Linked DNA regions of Homo sapiens: region 2 is linked to region 1. A link is an interaction called in ENCODE POLR2A ChIA-PET data of the cell type or tissue named here. Cell type or tissue: MCF 10A. All regions are shown on one strand. Links, peaks and the distances in the headings refer to the core of each region. The heading gives the core; the rest is flanking DNA. Region 1 overlaps MARCHF5 (membrane associated ring-CH-type finger 5). Region 2 overlaps CPEB3 (cytoplasmic polyadenylation element binding protein 3).

The links. ChIA-PET counts read pairs that join two places held together with the same protein. Peaks named below come from ENCODE experiments on the same cell type or tissue, not always from the same donor. Only the 100,000 strongest peaks of a DNase experiment are listed, where the experiment ranks them.
Region 2: POLR2A ChIA-PET joins it to region 1 with 5 read pairs; 5 of 35 experiments call an interaction of 5 or more read pairs at or near these places.

The regions. Positions count from the first base shown.
Region 1 is chr10:92,328,957-92,331,880 of GRCh38, forward strand. All of the region lies in intron 2 of MARCHF5 (membrane associated ring-CH-type finger 5), which reads left to right. Among named protein-coding and RNA genes, the nearest start is that of MARCHF5, 39 kb to the left of the region's middle. In MCF 10A, for the core only: no CTCF peak of the experiment used is centred there; DNase peaks (open chromatin) are centred at 265 and 1,155.
Region 2 is chr10:92,073,322-92,076,245 of GRCh38, forward strand. The region is part of intron 9 of CPEB3 (cytoplasmic polyadenylation element binding protein 3); the gene reads right to left. Among named protein-coding and RNA genes, the nearest start is that of BTAF1, 150 kb to the left of the region's middle. RefSeq lists an enhancer at 2,350-2,924. In MCF 10A, for the core only: a CTCF peak has its summit at 1,028 (motif pointing right); no DNase peak of the experiment used is centred there.

The sequences.
Region 1 (2,924 bases), core at 112-2,611:
CCATTCAGTAAAGTTGCCTATTCATTTCCACCTAGTTTTAGCAGAGATTGATAATTTATTTTTCATTGCCTCTAGGTCCATTGTTTCATTAAGTAATACAAAACATTGTCACTCTAATGTTTTCATTCTTTCTTCATTTATTGGCTTAGAAAATTTATGTTATCAATCAAGAAGAGATTGCTGAGTCAGAGGGTAAATTGAACATAGAATTTTGCTGGGTATTGCCAAATTTCCTGCCACAGGTGCTGAATCATTTTGTGTATTCACCTGCAATATGTGAGTGTGCCTATTTCCTCATGCTTTGCCAGTAGGATGTGTTAGCAAACTGAGATTTTAGCCAGTCTGTTAAGAAAAGATAACTTATTGTAGTTTTAATACACATTTCTTTATCAGTGAGGAGGCTAAACCATTTTAAAGTAAGAATACTTAGATTGTAAAAGGGTACTATAGAGTAAGAAATATATTTTCCCCAAACTTAAAACTTCATGGCTTCAATTTTATGGGGGTTTTATATTTTTGACTGATAAATCCCAAGGTATCAGTTACTCCATAAAAATACTCCCCATTGTTTTTCCTCTAGCCACATGGCCTTCTGTCACTCACATGAACTCAACCTATTTCTTTTCTGCCTGCTCATAAAATATATCATTGGTTTATTTCACTACCTAAAAAACAAATATGGACTTAAGAACTCAAGTACTCTCTTCATATTAATAAAAGTTTCTAGTAATATTTACACTTAGCCTTCAGAGAAATGTTTTCTTTTTACTTTGCTATATAGAAGTTCCTATGTATGATCAAAATAAAGAAAAATTTAAAAACCTAAGTCCTATTCCATAGTGATTTAGTCTTTGAATAATCTTTGTTGTCAAAGTTTATAGTTAGAGAACTCATTTAGTCTTTTTTGAGACAGAGATTTGCTCTTGTTGCCCAGGCTGGAGTGCAATGGCACAATCTTGGCTCACTGTAACCTCCGCCTCCCGGGTTCAAGCAGTTCTGCCTCAGCCTCCCGAGTAGCTGGAATTACAGGCTCCTACCACCACGCCCAACTAACTTTTGTATTTTTATTAGAGACGGGGTTTCACCAGGTTGGCCAGGCTGGTCTTAAACTCCTGACCTCAGGTGATTCACCCGCCTTGGCCTCCAAAAGTGCTGGGATTACAGGCATGAGCCACCATGCCTGGCCCTTCATTTAGTCTTTTGTAGCCCTCATTGGTTACCTTCTTGTGAGGCAAATGACTAGGATACCTTCAGAATAAGAGTTCCTTTTGTTTACTGCTGGATCATGTTTGGTCTTGCTCCCTAAGTCTTAAAAGTAGATTAGTTTTAAGAAGTATCTTTCAACAGTGTGAGACTTTCTGGGTACACACTGTATATGAATAAAAGTAGCTGAATTACAGGTCCAAAACATAACTATACAATCTTTTTTTAAAAGGAGGGGAGGATAACTGCTCTTTATCAAGAGAATCTAAATTCTCTTGATGTCTTCATTTTCCCTTTACATTGCCAGATTTCTTGGCTCCTTTGACTCCTTCCTTTGCTCCTTGTCCTGGATCTTTAAGGAAAAGGGCACCTATTCTTTATTTCTCACCTGAGGATTTCCTGAAATTGTCTTATTTGTATTCCAGAGCTATATACCACAAGTTTTTTCTCAGACACCTGCTGTCTTTGATTATGCCTTCTACTCCACTGTCCTATAATGTTTAACATCGTTTGCCCTTTTGGGGTGACCATATAGTTTAGAACTGGAAGAAATAATAGCTGACACAAGATCGTTACTACGTAACATTAAGTACTAAGAGCTTCATATGAATTATTTTAATTTTTACAAAAACTCTGATATACATAACACCTTCATTGTACAGATGCAGAAATTCAGGCCCAGAGATGGCACTTTGTCCCAATTCACACAGCAGACCCAACCTAATCCTTACCCACCTTGTTTTGTTACAGCCTAATGAGCCTAATACACAACCTTCTCATATACAGGGAAGAAGAAAATTCAGTGGTAATGTCAGGTTACCTTCCTCAGGGTAATGGTTACCTGAAGTTTATAACTCATTGTTCTTTTCTAAAATACAGTTTTTCTTATTAATAAGAACAATTATATTATCATCATGGAAAATGTGAAAAATATACACATATGTTTAAAGAAAAAAAGACTGTGTTATACAGTTAACTGGCATATATGTAGTATGTGCATAATTAGTGCTGCCAGCTGTTTTTATGTGTTAATAAAGGATGATTGGTGGTGGTGACTTTTTTCAGCAAAGTTTTTCACTTCCAGTTAGAAGGCTCTTCTTAGCATGCCCTGCTTGGTTTTACCTTGATTCAGTTGTGCTTTTTCTTCTTCACTTGGAATTGGCCTTCTTTTCACATCAGAGACTTCAAGTTTAGGTCAAGATTCATTTATTTAAAAAAACAAACAAAACAAACAGCAATTTTTAAAAACTGTTTGTATCCTTACCTCCTCCCCCCCCATAATCTTTACCTAAAATTTTCTTAACATCTGTATAGTTTGTACCATACTATCATATCTTTATTAATTTTGCATTGGAAGTTTTCAGTTGTTTTATGTATATTGTTTGTCCCTAACTAGATTGTAGACTCCTAGGGGGCAGCAGCTAGTGTGTTAAATATAATTTACATTTATTTTAATACGTAGTAAAATGTGTTTACAATAGATGCTTAATAAGTACTTAGTAGTTGACCTTACAGCTCACAAGTATTCTGTAGCCTATTATTTTATGAGTATAAATTTAAAATTTCCCTTGGCATAAATTATATAATCATAAGGAACTACTGTGGTGATCTTCAGTGATTAATCATGGAAATGCAATATATGAATTTATAGATATAGCATATATAACTATGTACCATATATATTTTCATATATAATCATATATATGTTTTTATATATAATC
Region 2 (2,924 bases), core at 157-2,656, 260 kb before region 1:
AGCCAGTGCGCCTGGCCGTATCTGTGTCATTTACAACAAAATGTTTCAGAGGCCAGGCACAGTGACTCATGCCTATAATCCCAGCACTTTGGGAGGCCAAGGTGGGTGGATCACCTAGGGTTAGGAGTTTGAGACCAGCCTGGCCAACGTGGCAAAACCCAGGTTGGAGTTCAGTGGTGCAGTCATAGCTCACTGTAGCCTCAAGCTCCTGGGCTTAATAGATCCTCCTGCCTCAGCCTCCCAAGTAGCTAGGACTACTGGCATGTGTCACCACACCTGGCTAATTTAAAAAAAAAATTTTTTTTTGGCGAGATGAGGGTCTTGTTATGTTGCCCAGGCTGGTCTTGAACACCTGGCCTCAAGCTGAACTCCTGGCCTCAAGCTATCCTCCTACCTCAGCCTCCCAAAACATTAGGATTATAGGTGCGAGGCCCTGGATGAGCAGCAAGGCTCAGGAAGGGCGTCCAAAAAAGACAGCTCTGCCCTCAGTTGTCAAGGATCTTGAGAAAGTTTCCAAACCTCTCTTAGATTCTCCTGTGTGCAAAACAAAGAGGGTTGGACCAGGTCATGCCTAAAGTTAAGTCCAACTTGGGTGTATTATAAGTGCCAAAAAACACTTTTGATATTCTGAACAGCGAAATCTAAATTTCTTTAGAGTGTCCTTAACTAAGTAGAAAAAGAAAGCTGTGCAAAGTGCTCTCTGGTGGACAGTTGGATATGTGAAAGAATGGTTTAAAAGGTCTTCCCATCTGAGCCACCTCTCTTTTTAACTATTTTTTTTTAATTAAAAAAATGGTTTTTTTTTAAGAGAATGAGATCTCGCTACATTGCCCAGGCTGGTCTCAAACTCCTGGCCTCAAGCAGTCCTCCCAGCTCAGCCTTCCAAAGTTCTGGGATTACAGGCATGAGCCACTGTGTCTGGCCTCTTGGGTCACCTCTCAATCTTCATTCATTCACTATAATAACTCATTCACGCATTAATTCAAAAATAATTAATGTGTGTCCACTAGGTGTCAGGCATTGTGTATACTGTAGTTACACTGAAAGACAGTTATTACCCTCCTGAATTTGTATCATCTAACAGAGTAGATGGACACTAAACAAAGCATTATTTCATTATACTGGCATTTAATGCTACAAATGAATGGTAGACATGTATTATGACAACAATCTATTGGGGACGTATAAGCTCCAATGAAGAAAGGATTCTTAAAAATATCACAATTCAGCTGAGACCTGAAGGAAAAGTGGGTATTAGCCAGGCAACGTATGTATAATGACCCTGAGAAATAGGGGAAAAGGCCAGCTGTGGCTGGCTCAAGATAAGGAAGGGAGAAGTGAGTGGTAAGGCAGAAGTACATAGTACATGAAGGGTCATTTAGGCAATTTTAAGGACTTTGACCTTTATCCCAAGGGCAGTGGAACATAATCAAAAGGTTTAAAGGAGTGAAAAGACATGATTAAATTATGAGTATAAAAAGCTCGCTCTCGTTGCTGTGTAAAAAATGACTTGGAGATGGGATAAAAGTGAATTGGGGAGCCATAGGGGAAGATATGCTAGATGTCCAGTTGAGAGATGACTCTAGATGTCTAGTATCCAGGCTTCCATGGCTGCTTCCAGTCCTTACCCTCCTATATATCCTCCTACTTGATTCTGCACATTAGTGAGTGCCTGCTGTGTGCCAAGCACTTCCATTCAGACTCCTGAGCAAAAGTGACAGAATTAAGATCATAGCAGCTCTGTGAGGAACTCCTAGTAGAAGAAGCCTCTTCCACTTCTCTTAGTCCTCCCGTGGCTGGACATGCCACAGCAAAACGTTGCTGATGTGTAGATTTATCAACTTACTCCAACAAGAGGGACTCTAATCACAGTAATAGCAGGGTTCAGAAGTTTCCCCCAAGAGCCTGGGCTACTTTGTTCCTGTAACTTTGAAGAGCACAGGTTAAATAAGTAGGATCCTCTCTATATTATGAGCTGAATAATTACAGAGAATAAAGTGTATCCCCTACCACCATTCCGCTATTGTTATTATGCAGTTGATCTTATTGCAGACTTAAAGGCTGTACATTAAAACACCTCTATGTTTCTTAAGACATGAAATACGGGATGATTAAAAAAATACCTCTGTGTTCTAAAACAGATAGTGATGGCTACACAGTTATGTAAATATACGAAAAAACATGTAATTGTACACTTTAACTGGGTGAATTGTATGCTATGTGAATAGCATAAAACAGCTCAATAAAGCTGTTACAAACAACAACAAAAACACCTCTTCCTTAAAGACCATGAGATTATGGATGAGTGAAATGACAGCAGAGATAAAAGTACCAAATCTACAGGATAACAAAGATAAATTAAATAATATAAATGTTGCCTACTGACATATTTTCTATTCACAAGCAAGCCAAAAAGTCTCTAAGATGGTGAGAAGAAATCAAATCTATAAAGCTTGTATTTCTCCCATGAAACACTCCATATAAAAGCTTCGCCAAAGATCAACAACAACAATAATAAACATATAAACTCTCAAAAGAGATATCTTTTTTGGAAAAAGTTGGTTGGATATAAAAGAGATAAAGGAGATATACCAGTTAATTTCTTCTTCATGTACCTTCCACACTGTACACAAGAAAGTTGCAACCTGAGGGGACACACCTCATATGGCCCTACTGCTTTCATTGTTCCAACACTTAATGAATTGTCTCACTTGATGGTCAGGCATTGCTGCTCTGCAGGTGGCCCACTCCCACTCTCCTTAAGGGATAAGGGCTGCAAACAGGAAGTAAGTGACCCTTAAATGCCATCTCTAGTTTTAAAAATTCACTGCATCTATATTTATAATGATGCAGACAGCAAAGGAGATGCTTTGAGTAAAAAGGTAATAAAGGTTGATGCTACTTAAAATAGTCAAGGTATTGGT